2 separate regions of the Mus musculus genome follow, and region 1 is linked to region 2. The links are chromatin contacts, found by Hi-C or POLR2A ChIA-PET in ENCODE. All regions are on one chromosome and are shown on one strand. Each heading gives the region's core, a stretch centred on a gene start or an enhancer-like site at or near the end of the contact. The rest is flanking DNA. Distances are from core to core; before and after follow the strand shown.

Region 1 (6,594 bases), core at 3,174-5,673, 210 kb before region 2:
ACAATTAAGTCCTGCCAGTTTCTGAGGTTATTTCATGGATTCTGTCATTTTAACAGAGCATGTATCTTCTGCTGCAAGGAAAATAGACAATGAGGTTTTGATCAGTCAGACAAGATAACGCATCCAGTGTTTCATTTCTGAGCCACCATGTTTTGTTCTCAGAAAAATTCATTAAATGACCCAGCTGCCTCCAAGTACCCACGCAGAGACACTAGGACTCTATAGCCCCTCTCTAAGCAGTAAAATCTTTAATCACTGGTACCTCTTGTAAATGGCTCTTGGGGCAGGTACTGAAAATTAGCTGTGTGATGTAGGCTGTTTATAAGATATTGGCCAGTTAGGAGTCCTTTCGTGGAGCAGAACATAACACTGACTGTGATATCATAGAGTCATTAATGACAGTAGCGACCAAATAGGTTTGAATGCTCAAGTTCTGTTATCCCGAGTAAACTGTTTTAGTAGGTCAGGTTTCTTCTCATAAATTGTAACACTCTAAAGCATTACATTTTGACTTCTGATGTGCATTTTGGTGCACACAGTTCCCTGTTTTCAGGGGGTTGATCGCTCTCTGAGCCGGTCCCCGATTTCTGATCGACGATAAAGGATCGACGTCTTTAACAGTCTGTGGGGCAATGAACTGGAAGCTTGAACTAAAAAGTTCACTCACTTCCTTTCTTCCTCACTCTCTGAAGGGCGGTGCTGTCTCCTTCATTACTCTCTGGTGGCATATCTTACTCCAACCTAGAGATAGCCTGTGGCTGGCTGTATATGTAAAGCCATTTGTTTTGATAACCAAGAACTAGGAATTTGGAGTCCTGGATCTGCCCCGGACTAATCAAGTGGCCTAAAGTCAGATAGCTAATCTGTCAGAGGCAGACCCAAGTTTCCAAGGAACAAGCAAGCTCAAAGCTCTGGCCTTTTACCAAAGTCCAAATTATTTTCCTTTAAACATAATGTCATAATTTAAATCTATTTCCTAACAGATCTCTTTTACTTCCTGCATCTAGAGTGCCAGGAAAGGACTGAGGAAAATGGCTCATCCCTCGCACCCCCTCTCTCCTTTGCAGGCTGAATGCATGGCTGAGCACAGCGCTCCCTCCCTCCGCTGTAGTGTGTTCAGATGGTATGGGCTGTGAGTGCTCTAGTCAACTCAACCCTGCCTATGGTTCTGCATTACAGCATTGTACTAAACTGCCCTCATTACAAAGCCTAGAAGGCAGAGCCCTTCTTTTCACATCTGTTTGTATTCTGAGGTCCAGTAGAATGTCGGATGCCCACACACTGTCCATCTTCACCGAAAGGTACTATGTGTAGCTTTCTTCCTTCCTGATGAATTGCATTTGCAAGAACCAGCTTGTGTTTGGAGAGCTGAGTTCCAGGAAGTAAGAGAAAGGACAGCTATGAACACCCACCCAGGTCTTACAGTGCACTCATTCCAGTCTGGCAGGGAGTGAAGGCCTTGGAGGGTGGGGGGAGCATTAGCAATTTTAGCAGAGCATAAAAATTGTTCTTTTTCTGCCTGGAAAGGGACTTGTGTCACATGTTAGGGAGACATTGTTGGGGAAAGCTCCTAAATAAGTAGAATTTCAGCCAGTGTGTTCATGAACTTCACCCTCCCTTGGAATGTTTTCGTTTTGCAAGGGGGAAATAGAGGTTGAGTCATTTACACAGCAAATGGGAGCCTCACCAAACAGGAAACCCTGGGAGATGTTTTTTTTTTGCTTCAGTGCCTTCTCAAAGCCCAGTTTATGAGATCTGCAGTGCCGTCAGAGACACACATTCATGTCTGGTATCATTTCTCCCATTCATCAGATGGCGCTGCCAGTTTTCATGACCATGATGAGCGTTCATTGGGTTGCTTATCTACCGAGGACATTGGAGCCTTCTGCTTGCAACAGTAATCCTCTGTGCCTGCTCTGTCTCCTTCCCCACAGTGCATTTCAAACAGCCTTCTAACCTTACACATCCTTTTGTTTGTTTCTGCAAACTGCCTGCTAACTGTCTGATATCATCCTTGGAACCAAGGCTGAGTGACAAGTCTAAGTGCAGGCACGATTTTGGTCCCGGACAGCAGAGGGCAGTGTTGAGCCAGGAAACAAGGTGACCTGCCTTTGCTTCTGGGTCTGCTTTTGTAGTTCATACATAAACTCTTGGTGATGCATTTTTATATGCATCACTGTATGTTAAATAACTCAAAAGCTGAAGGCATAATGCTTGTTTTAATATGACCATTCTCTCCCATCAGAGGATCTTCAGCATAAACTCATTGTAATAAATGCTTTCCACACTGGGCAGGACATCAAGAAGACAGTTCATTTTGCCATAAGTCGAAACATCTGCTAACCTATTCTTCACTTTCTGTTTTCTTCTGGAATTCATCTATACATGTAGTGGTATATTCACATGCAGGGGCTGGCTTGGGCATCCTTCTGCAGGGGACATCTGCCGGTATTCCTATGATGGAAGCTACTGTGGTCATGCCAACAGACCTGTTATTTATAACCTGGTCACCCACAGGTCTTCTGGGTGGGAATTTACCTTCCTATTAAAGACATTATCACATTTTTTAGGAGAACAGTAGAATGCCAGTTCTAATGGGCTTATGTCATCATATAAGCTACTGATTAGGTCTTTAGCATTGCGAGGAATTTCTATTTGTAAAAACCCCATGTTTGGAGTTTGGAGTTTCTCACAAGGTCATTGTTATCATTTAAACTTATGAGGATTTTATTTTTACTTAAAATATTTTTCTTTTATTTTATAATAATAAATGGCATCATGAATCTCTTTCAAAGTTAAACAAAATGTGTTTATAAGTGGACTATTGTTTTCAGCCAGGTTATATAATGATGAGCGCATGCGCGCGCGCGCGCGCGCGCACACACACACACACACACACACACACACACACACACACACACACGTATGTACGTACGTCAGGAAGAAAGGGAGAGGGAAAAATGGAGAAAAGGAAAGAGAGAGGGAAGGAGGGGAGTGCTCTGTAATGAGAAGGTTTCATTCATCGCCTTTAGTTTTTGTTTAGCATATTGAAAAACACCGTTTTTCCAGAGAGTGGTTCTTTATACACCAAAGCTATCAAGATTCCTTGGTTAAAGCCAGTTTTTAGGTAGTGTAAAATGTTTGAGGTAGTTCTGTTTTCTCTGTGTTTAGCTGCCTAGTTCCTTGTGCTCCCCCAGCCCCTGCAGGATTGACATGCACTGCTGTCTGGCCTTCCCTCTGCTTGGTGGCCTAATACCTGGGCCTTACGCTGAAGAGTGGTAGCATGAGTTCATTTCCAGGCCGGCCTCTTGGTTCAGTTATAGACAAGCTCTGTGTGCTTTGTTATGCCTTTTTTTAATTCTCTTATTCTTTAAGGAAAGCAAAGGAAAATTTGCTTGGACAAAGCACGAGTTTTTCCAATGGACATGCAGTTTATGACAACAAGCAGCGGTTGGGGTTGGACGCGGGTGCAGGAGAGGCTGTGACAGGAGAATATGCCTTAGTCATAAATGGCCACAGTTTGGTGAGTTTGCCCGAGGCTGTTCTTCTCTTTTTCTTTACTCCAGCAATCATCTCTTTTGTGCTGCCTTAATGAGAGTCTCCTTTGTGTTTTTCAAACAAATGTCACTACAAGAGATAGGGCGTGCACAGGATTTCCTGTTTGCAGAAGGAAAGACTTCCAGTGTGCCTTTCAGACATCATTGTTTGAAGGATCGCACTGGATGTGAGGCTCTGGAGAAACAGTTCGCAGGGAGTCTATGAGTTCTGCCTAAACGGTTACTTCCGTTGCTTCGCAGAACGGTTTAAACGCTTTTGGAAGACGGTGGGGGATGGCGCAGATCAGTTTTTCAGTTACCGTTCTTGCGAAGGTTTGTGATTTGCGAGTCATAACCTGACCTTCACAGAATTACCACGCCAAATCATTGCCATTAAGATACCTCTGGTGGTTTTTCTAAATAGCAACGTTCTGCAGCAAAGCCAAACGATTTGATTTCATTAGGAAATCTGGCTCTTGTCATAATAGAATAAACTTGCATTGTACTTCTAACGCAGTTCAGGTTCCAAGCCCCAAACAAAACTCAACCGCTCCTCCTGAGTCTCTAATTAGAATACAAAAGCCCCGACTGCAGTCTCGTGAAATTATCATTTCTATGTACAAAGAACTTAATCTCACATCTTTCTTTGGCTTTGGTGCTCATTTTTCACTTTGGAGTTTGGAAAAAATGAACGTTTGTTCTTGAAGGCAGTTTCTTAGTGGACAAAAGAAGTTGGAGCTGAGTCTATTAGATTCCCCCTTGTGACCGTCCGCCTGTTAGCTCCTAGCTCTCTAAGCACTATCCAGCTGGATCCCAGACGCAGCAGAGTGCTGCTTCCACACCGTGGAAAGTTACAGAGCTCAGCTGCAGGCCAAGCTCAGTCAAAAACTGGTCCAGATGACATGAACTTTTCCCTTGCACAGATGAACACCAACTGAAAGTTATGTCTGTCTGCTGAGATCTGGAGTTGAGTGGCCTGGGCAGCTCGGTAGGACAGGATCCCTCCTGTATTATGCTTTTGACAGGCCCCTGGGCTTGAGGAAGCAGTGTTTGTAGGGCATGGGCTTTCTGGTGATAGTCACCTAGCCTGTCTTTTCCTCTGTTGAAAGAAGGCTCTAAGCTGGAAGCTCTTCAGGAGCCCTGTTTGCTTCAAAGCCCTGTGCTCATGAAACCATGAGATGTCCTTCTTCAGTTAGGGAGAATTGTCTGTATTTTTGCTAGTACAGTCAGGTTTTGTTTGCTTTCTTTTTAAATCATAGCTCCAGTTCTCTCAAATTCTGAAGCTTTTCTGAATGTATCCAGGTCTGTCTTCATCAAAACCCAAGTCTACGTTTAACTTGTTGATAATAAAGAAAAATGAGCAGAGGCAAAAGGGGCCATTCTGAGCAAAAGAGCCAGTTATATGCCTTGTCTTTCAGAACATGTGGTATATTTGAGAATGATGGTCCACAGTTTTCTGAGGCATATAGACTTTGATATAGAATTTTTCTGCACCAGAGTCACAGCTTTGGCCTCATTTACCCACCCATTGCCTCATACCATTTTCATTGTTTACACAGACTGGCCAGGTCACAGTGCTAGAGAGTGGCCGAGAACTCAGACATGATTGGAGCATAGTCCTTGTTTGGGAGATCACAGTATAGTTCTGATAGAAGTATGACAGATACTGCAAAAGAGGCATTAATGCAATGCCTTTAGAGCACAGAAATAGGCACGTTTAATTATTTGTTTAAAAAATAAACAGAGGAGACTTTCTGGCAGAGCGGATGTTATTGAGTAAAAATGCTAGCAAATACAAAGATATAAAGGCAGTCTTTTAAGTAGCAATGCAGCCTGATGGGAATTATAAGAGGACCTAAAGGTGCTACCGAACAGAGCCCCTGAAGATATGCGGGCCAAACTGGAGTGGGCTGCGAGTGTCTCACTAAGGGTTCACTCTAAATAGCTGTTACTCAACAGCAGACTCATGTTTTCTCTGAATGTGTCTAACATAGAGTACAACGTGAGATGTTTCTAGAAATGTAATTGTCCAAAAAAGTTAATTGGAGAGAATCATGTTCTCTTTTCAGTAATTGCTGAGGGTATAGAAAGGCTCTTGGTATGTGGAACAAGGGTAGGAATTGGTTGGGGAATCCTGACTGAGGCCCAAGTTGCCTGTCTCCCTCCTATTCAGGCTCCTGATTTCAGCCACAGTGTTTTGCTAGGGACAGCCTCTGCTCAGGTCCTTTTCATCTTGCCTATGCGTTGGCAGTCACAAACACTAAGTCTACAAAACAGTGCAAAGGACACTAGCAGTGTGCCATGTAGAAATCACCATGGTTGGCAGTTCATATCAGCAGGTTCTAGCTGTTGCTTCTATTGATTTTCAGTAGTTCCTAGTAGAACTTTATAGTAATATATATATTTTTTTAGACAGGGTTTCTCTGTATAGCCCTGGCTATCCTGGAACTCATTTTGTAGACCAGGCTGGCCTTGAACTCAGAAATCTGCCTGCCTCTGCCTCCCAAGTGCTCGGATTAAAGGCGTGCGCCACCACTGCCCAGTACATAGCAAGATCTTGCCAAGATGGCATGGTAACATATCAAGGAGGCACACTGAGGACATAGCTCTTATTTTTATGTTAAATTCCCTTGAAACTTGCCAACAGCTCAGTATTCATGTCTTGTTACTGATTCTGTAACCCTGAATTGATCAAGTAATGAAATGGTTCTGAAATGAAGTCAGTCAAGAACCATGCTATTTGCTTTGTAATTTACAATCGTCATGTGTTCTGTTTGCTTTGATGACACAGGCCCATGCCCTTGAAAGTGATGTCGAGAACGATCTTTTGGAGCTCGCCTGTGTGTGTAAGACTGTGGTTTGCTGCAGAGTCACCCCACTCCAGAAAGCCCAAGTAGTAGAGTTGGTAAAAAAGCACAGAAATGCTGTGACTTTGGCCATTGGTGATGGGGCCAACGATGTCAGCATGATTAAAAGTAAGAGGGTATTTTCTCAATGAGACATACTGCACGCATGGAGTCCTGCTTCAGCCTGTGATGCAATGTAATAGCAATGTTCA
Region 2 (6,769 bases), core at 3,353-5,852:
ACTTCCCAATTAGGACTGCAAGCACCACTACTCCCCTTTCATCTCCACTCCCCCAGTCATCATTTAGGCCATAGGGCCAATCACATAAAACCAACATGATGATTTCTAACGGTAGGAAATTTACCATTTAAGTAGGCAGTTCGGGGATTATTTTACACAGGTCTGCTCCTGAATGAGCACTGCCCCAGACTTTCCTCACAGCACTGCCTCAGCTGTAATTCGCTTCCCTTTACCAGGGCCTCTAAATACCAGGTCAGCTTTATCTTAGGCCCTGGGAAGTGGGAAAGAGGAATGACAAAGATCAGGACAAAGATTTCTACTCCTACAAGAACTGACTATCTAACAAGATGATGAGTAGAGTTAGAGTACAGGCTAAGATTAATACTTCTGACCAACTTTACATCAAGAACATAGAATTGATTTTTTTTAAAAAAGAATAAAAAACAAGCAAGACCGAAGAACACAGAATCAATGTTATTAATGAAAATTTCAAATCACGTAGACTAATTTAAAGTGACTAAAAAGGAAGTTTTATGAACTAAAATCTCCAGTTATAAGACAATTATACATAACCCATGACCTCAGGACCCAACCTAGAATATCACCAGTTCTCAATGAGCAAGTCTGCAGCTACTGGCAGTGTGATACCAGGGCACACCAAACAATGGGAATTTACATTTGTGCACTGGTTCATATACATATACATCTGACAGGCAAACCACATTAAATACTGCCATGGGAGAGTAAACGCTACAGTATTGACTAGACCAGAGGGAAGTTTGGAAGAGATACTCTACTTTGAAATATACAACAGGATGACCAATTTTTCTCTGATGGCCATGTTTCTGACAAGAGACTCAGCTATATTAAAGCACCACCAGGAGGAAGGCACAAGTGCTTGTCCCAAAGCAAAGCCTTTCAAACAGGGCTGCTGAGGCTGAGGTTTTCTTTTCCCTTCTGATGTTTTTTGTAATCTTTATTCAAGTCTTATAGTTTTCAAATTCTGCATCAAATAAAGGTATGTCTGATTTATTCTTAGTTATTGCTGTGGCAAAACACCATGACTTAGGCAACTTACAAAAAAAAAGTTTATTTTGGAATAACAGTTTCAGAACATTAGATTCCATGACCATTATAGCAGGGAGCATGACAGCAGGCAGGCAGGCATGGTGCTGGAGCGGTAGTTTAGAGCGTATATCCTGAGACACAACCGTGATTCAGAAAGAGAGCACTGGTAATTGCTCTTTTGAAACCCCAGAGCCTGTCCCCCAACCCCCAGTGACACATTTCCTCTGCTAAGACCACACCTCCTAAACCTTCCCAAAAATTTCCACCAACTGGGGACCAAGTATTCAACTATACGAGTTGATGGGACCATTTTCATTTAAATCACAATGGTCCAGACGATTTTAGGATTAAGAGAGACTTACTCCTTACTCCCAAGCAGGCTGAACGTTTTTTTAAAACTGAAGTAGAATTTAGAAACAAGATCGTCTAGATTTTCTATTTCTCATATTAAATTTTATATGCAGGCAAATAAAGTAAATATACTTTAGAAAACTATACAGTTGCTCAAATCCTTTCTTACGTACTTCTAACAAGTGGTAGGCAAAGCAAATGATTTGGGAAATAATCCTGTTGTTAAATTTCTATCAAAACAGTAGCTCTATAAATATAACTTTTTCTTTCTGATCTACATTTCTTTTTTCAGAGCATTGGAGTCTGTGATCATAACAGAGAGCATAACAGCAGGCAGGCAAGGTGCTGGAGCGGTGTATATATGTGCACACACACACACACACACACACACACACACACACACACACACACACAGATGGTCTCTTTTTAAGTGCATTTTTCTTCTTTCCCACGAGCCTCTTACCTGCACACATGGGATCTGCTCGGTGGGCACGTTTCCCACTGGGACACAGCATGTGTAGCAGTAGAACATCCTTGAGCCACCACATTGGCGACACCGGGACCTCCCACTTTGTTGAGCCTTACGCAGCACTTCCTGAGACGCTAAGCATAAGTTTTGAAGGGGGTCTTCTGAAGCAATGGAAGTGGTTTGTGACGGTTTTGTTTCTACACAGTTTGCATTATCTTCTTTACTTTCTTGAGGAACTACAGATGGACTGAGAGCCATTTTCCCTTTGAACCAAAATATTCTGTTTCTAAAGCATGTATCATAGGTACACTGCAAAAATTAAAATGAGAAGGAATGAAATGTCAACATTGTACTGTCATTACAAATAAAATTGCCCAGTATGTTACAGTTAGCTTTAGTACTTATCAACAGATATTAATAAGTTCAAAACCCACTAAATTGATATGCTTGAAAATACAAAATTAAAAACCAACTCAAAAAAGCAATTTCAGTTACTCTTTCATTAAAAAATGGAAATGTCTATATTAAAATGATTTCACATATAAAATTTAGACATTGACAATCCATTCTGATAGTACCCATTTTGTCCCAAATATAGTAATTTTGATTTAAAATATTAATAATACAAGACTTTCTGTTACTATTGTACAGAAATACGTTCAACTATATAAATTGAATTGGCATCCTATGACACCAACACTCATGATAAATCTAAATAAAACATAAAAGTCTATAATGGTATGAGTAAAATCAGTTGGGTATTGTGAATACACACACACACACACACACACTTTTCTTTTTTCCCTGGATTTCTGACTTAAAACTCCTTTCTGAGGAGGGGTAATAGAAAGTTCAACTTAAATTGTCCCAGTATAACAGTAGATGAATACCGGATTCTGCCTTATTTCCTCCCTTGGAGGGAGGAAAGCCAAAGAACCTGACAGGCCCTGAGGATTTCCTTTCACTCGGTTAGCAAGTAAGCCTATAAAACCCTCTCTAAAACCCCATCAGGACTTCCGGTAGCTTCTGGACAGTTGATGATGCAAGGGCATCCGCTCACTGTAAGGAAGCCCACCTCGGCTGCACAGGGAGGAAGCACCTGTGCTCTAGTCCCTTACCTACTCCACCTGCCTGTATGTTTAAATCTGTTAAAATCGCCTTTATAATAACCATCAAATGCAAGCATAGTGTCCCCTGAGATCTGTGGGCCACACAAGCAAATCAAATGCATTTGAAGAGGGGATGAAGGACTCTCAGCTTGTAGCTAGTTGGAAGGGAATTCTGATGGTTCAGTGTGTGACTTGGAAGAGGCTGGGACAATTTTGTGACTGAATTGTCAGCCTGTGGATTCTGACATTGTCTCCAGTAGTATATAATAACAATCAATGACAACAAGGACATAGATGCATGTAAGTATACCTATACTTAACATCAAATACGTGCAGGGCGATGCAGCTGGAGTTGGGTGGGGGAGAGTTGTAAAGAATTAGAAAACAAGGGCGGTTCCTAGGGCAAATAACTAGCATCCTGATGGTCTACTCTGCAAATTGGGCTGAAAAACTTTTTTTTCCACTCAATTTCTCTAAAAATAATGATACTTATGCAGTTTCATCCTGTCTGCTTTGCACATAACATCTATTTTTAGGCTCAAAGTCAGATTCTAACTCAGTTATAAACTCACACAAAGACAATCTTTTACACTTCTGACTACTTATCCCTGGGTCCACATATTTGATATGGACAAACATATTCATTTGGAGGCACTTTTCAATGAGGCAAAAGTACAACTCTTTCCGATTTACCTATTCTTGATTTTTTTTAGATAGATTCAAATACTTATCAACTAAATTGAAACCACTCTGTAGAAGGCATCCAGGACTTATCTTTCTACTCAACTTTGGGGCACTACACAGATCGGCGGAACAAGGCTACTTTTTCCAACACACTAAGCTGATTTGCCTCCCAAGGGAATATTCTTTAAATTTCTCCTATTTTGAATTGTGGACAAATTCAGGACCAGATAAGACTGTTTTCAATATTTGCTTGTGAAGTACTAAGAACTGATCGTATAATTTGATGAGGTACAATATCCCTCTCGCCCCCCCCCCCCTTTTTTTTAAACATCCAAGATACCACCGCCATTTTTTAAACACAGAACTTGACTCCCTTCCCACAGAACACATTATATGACAGGCGAAATGTCTTGGAAATTTTTGCATTTGGAGTTCAATCATAAACAGCCCTGAAATGCTGCAATCTTGGGCTCTTCATCCTTACCCAACCTCGTGGAACTAGCAACGCAAAGTGTTACTATACTTGTCTCACATTCCCAAGAAATAGACACACAAGAAACGCGTCTGCTTATCGGCTGACGGTAACAGCACACATCTGGTTTCCTTTTCCCGCGACCATGCCGAAACCACGCCAAAGCCTGAATTACAGATCGGTGCTCACAGGGAGCTGGCCTTGCCAGGAGTGAGCAACGCCGACTCGGGAAGCCTAATAAGGCTTCATTTAGGCCCCAGACCACTCAAGTCTTGCCCCCACGGGCACGCCACACGCAGCACTAGCCCGCAGTGAGACCTCCGCTGGGCCTGGCCGGCGTCCGGCCCGAGCCACCCGACCCGAGGGGATGCCGACCTGCACCACGCTCAACTCTCGGTCCGTACCGCCTCCGCTCCACGCGCTCCCCCCCGGAGCGCTTTCCGCAGAACACCGGAGGGCGGGGCCTGGCGGTTGCCAGGGCCACGGGGAAGCTGACCACGGCGCATGCTCAGAGGGAGAATCCCGTGGGCGAGCAGGAGGAACTGGTTCGGAAGTCCCGCCTTCGCTTCCCGGGTGACCTGTTCCAAAGGAACCGTCAGCTTCCTGCTGTGCCGCCCGTTGTGGGCCCCCAGCGCAACTGGGGACGTGTTCCGGAACAGCCTTTTCGAAAGTAGTTTCTGTGAGTTAGTGAGGAGCTAGTAACACCGCTTTACCTCCCCAAATACTATATTTACGAGATCTCAGACTTGTAGCTTTAGGTGGTTGGTAGTTCAAGCTTGATAGACTTCTTAGGAAAACCGTTTATGCATTTTGTGCTTTGCTTACAACACGCAGAGTTGACACCTACTGTATTTTTCTTTTATTTTTTTTTAAAGTCTAATATATGTGGATAAGTGATTAAATTATTTTTCTATGCTCCACCTCAAAGAAACCTAAACAATAGTTGTTAAATTAGAAACAAAACTGTCATATATCAAGCAATTTGTTTAATGAGTGGAGAATTATGAAATTAACCAATGGGAGAAAAAGAACAGCCTTGTGTGTAATCACGAATGACAAGCCAGGACACTGATATTTACCACACCAGAATTTATATAAAAGTTTTAACAGAAAAATAGACAATGGTTAACATGAATTCCCAGGATCACACCTGTAAGTAGGAGAAAGGCCCATTTCCAGCCTGGTCATGAGTGGTAGCTTCTACTTGAATAGGAGAGACAGAGACAGACAGACAGAGAGACACAGAGAGGAAGAAGAAGAAGAAGGAGGAGGAGGAGGAGGAGGAGGAGGAGGAGAGAGAGAGAGAGAAGAGGAGAGGAAGAGAAGAGAAGGGAAGGGAAGGGGAAGGAAGAAGGGGAAGGGAAGGGAAGAGAGAGGAGGAGAGGGGAGGGGAGAGGAGAGGAGAGGGGAGGGGAGGGGAGGGGAGAGGAGAGGAGGAGAGGAGAATCCCTTCTGTCACTCTTAGCAGACTGAATAGGTCCCTTAATGTTTTGGAGACCTCAACTCGAGCCAAACTGGTATTCCTGATTTGGATACAGAAAAGGAATTTCAGAACTAGTGAGAGTGAGGTAGAAATTAGACCATGGATATTTGAATTTAGACTTTAAGCAAAAATGTTTTAATAAAGAGAGGCATGCAGAACAAAAGTCATTCTAAATGTCAGCCAGTCCACTATACCTTCACTTATCAAAACAGAAAAAGAAGTTACTAACCTTTTGAGACGCAATGTGAGAGCCACCAGAATGGTATTCATATATGTTGAATGCTAAAACAGTTGAGAGTCTACTTTGAGACCCACATTGACATGTCTACCTGCCTTAGGAATTAAGCTTTAGTTATTTGTGCACAACATCACAGTTAGGCATCAAACAGTGAGGGCCTGAACATCAGAAAATGGGATATTTGACTTTTAATTGTTAGCCCTTTCAATTTTTGGCTTTGTTATTGTCATCTTTACACCTTGCCCTGGAAGTGCTTACATGTTAAGTATGGGTAGTACAGGAAACATTATGACAAATTTTAGGAACCTCAAAAGAGGCTGGGGGAGTCCATGAAGCCAAATCCTGATGAGTGGTTGGAGTCTAGGGAAGAATTTCCAACTGGACAGGGTGTTGCATAGGATATGTCGTTTCACATCTTGACTTATTTATAAACAACAATAAAAACTTAAGTCAAAACTATACTTTAGAGCCAGCAGTGATAACTCATATCTGTATTGGGGAACCAGGAGAATCAAGAGATTGAGACTATCCTAGCACACATAGTAAGTTTCAGGCCAGTCTAGACTGGGGAAGACACTGTCTAAAACAAAATCCCATATTTTTTAAATAATGAAATTATTCATGGCAGAAAGTCATTAGGCTTAGTACATTATACTTAGTAAAGTACTATCCAATAGAACTTTCAGCTGCATGTATGTACATATATACATATGTGCATATATGCATAGATATGGCAAGCATTCCTATGTTCCAATGTTCTAGGTTGCTATGTCTGTGTAACTAATTACTCCAAAGTACAGTAGTTTGAAACAACCATGTGGTCTAGTGCATAATGGATTGTTTTGTTTTCTCTTGTAAGTCAAATGGAAAGACTGAGCATACTATCAGGGTGCCT

The links. Hi-C counts contacts between places; a loop is a spot of excess contacts on that map. ChIA-PET counts read pairs that join two places held with the same protein, here RNA polymerase II (POLR2A).
Region 1: a loop to region 2 is called in a map of left cerebral cortex, with 2.0 times the contacts of the local background. The contact joins the enhancer-like site here to the promoter of Dtwd1 in region 2. A Hi-C loop is called at or near these places in 3 of 37 maps with a recorded cell type or tissue (Patski, T-helper 1 cell and left cerebral cortex). POLR2A ChIA-PET finds 5 or more read pairs at or near these places in 1 of 5 experiments (Patski).

The regions. Positions count from the first base shown.
Region 1 is chr2:126,358,685-126,365,278 of GRCm38, reverse strand. Atp8b4 (ATPase, class I, type 8B, member 4) reads left to right here. Exons shown (of 28, transcript NM_001080944.3): 21 at 3,376-3,523; 22 at 6,328-6,511. Among named protein-coding and RNA genes, the nearest start is that of Atp8b4, 130 kb to the left of the region's middle. Within about 2 kb of position 4,423, at least 1 of the 3 ENCODE cell types and tissues checked has a DNase peak (open chromatin) inside an H3K27ac peak, as active enhancers do.
Region 2 is chr2:126,149,974-126,156,742 of GRCm38, reverse strand. It overlaps Dtwd1 (DTW domain containing 1), which reads right to left and starts at 4,602. Exons shown (of 5, transcript NM_026981.2): 1 at 4,529-4,602; 2 at 1,883-2,197. The coding sequence starts at 2,146. It overlaps Fam227b (family with sequence similarity 227, member B), which reads left to right and starts at 4,739. Exons shown (of 17, transcript NM_029455.3): 1 at 4,739-4,832.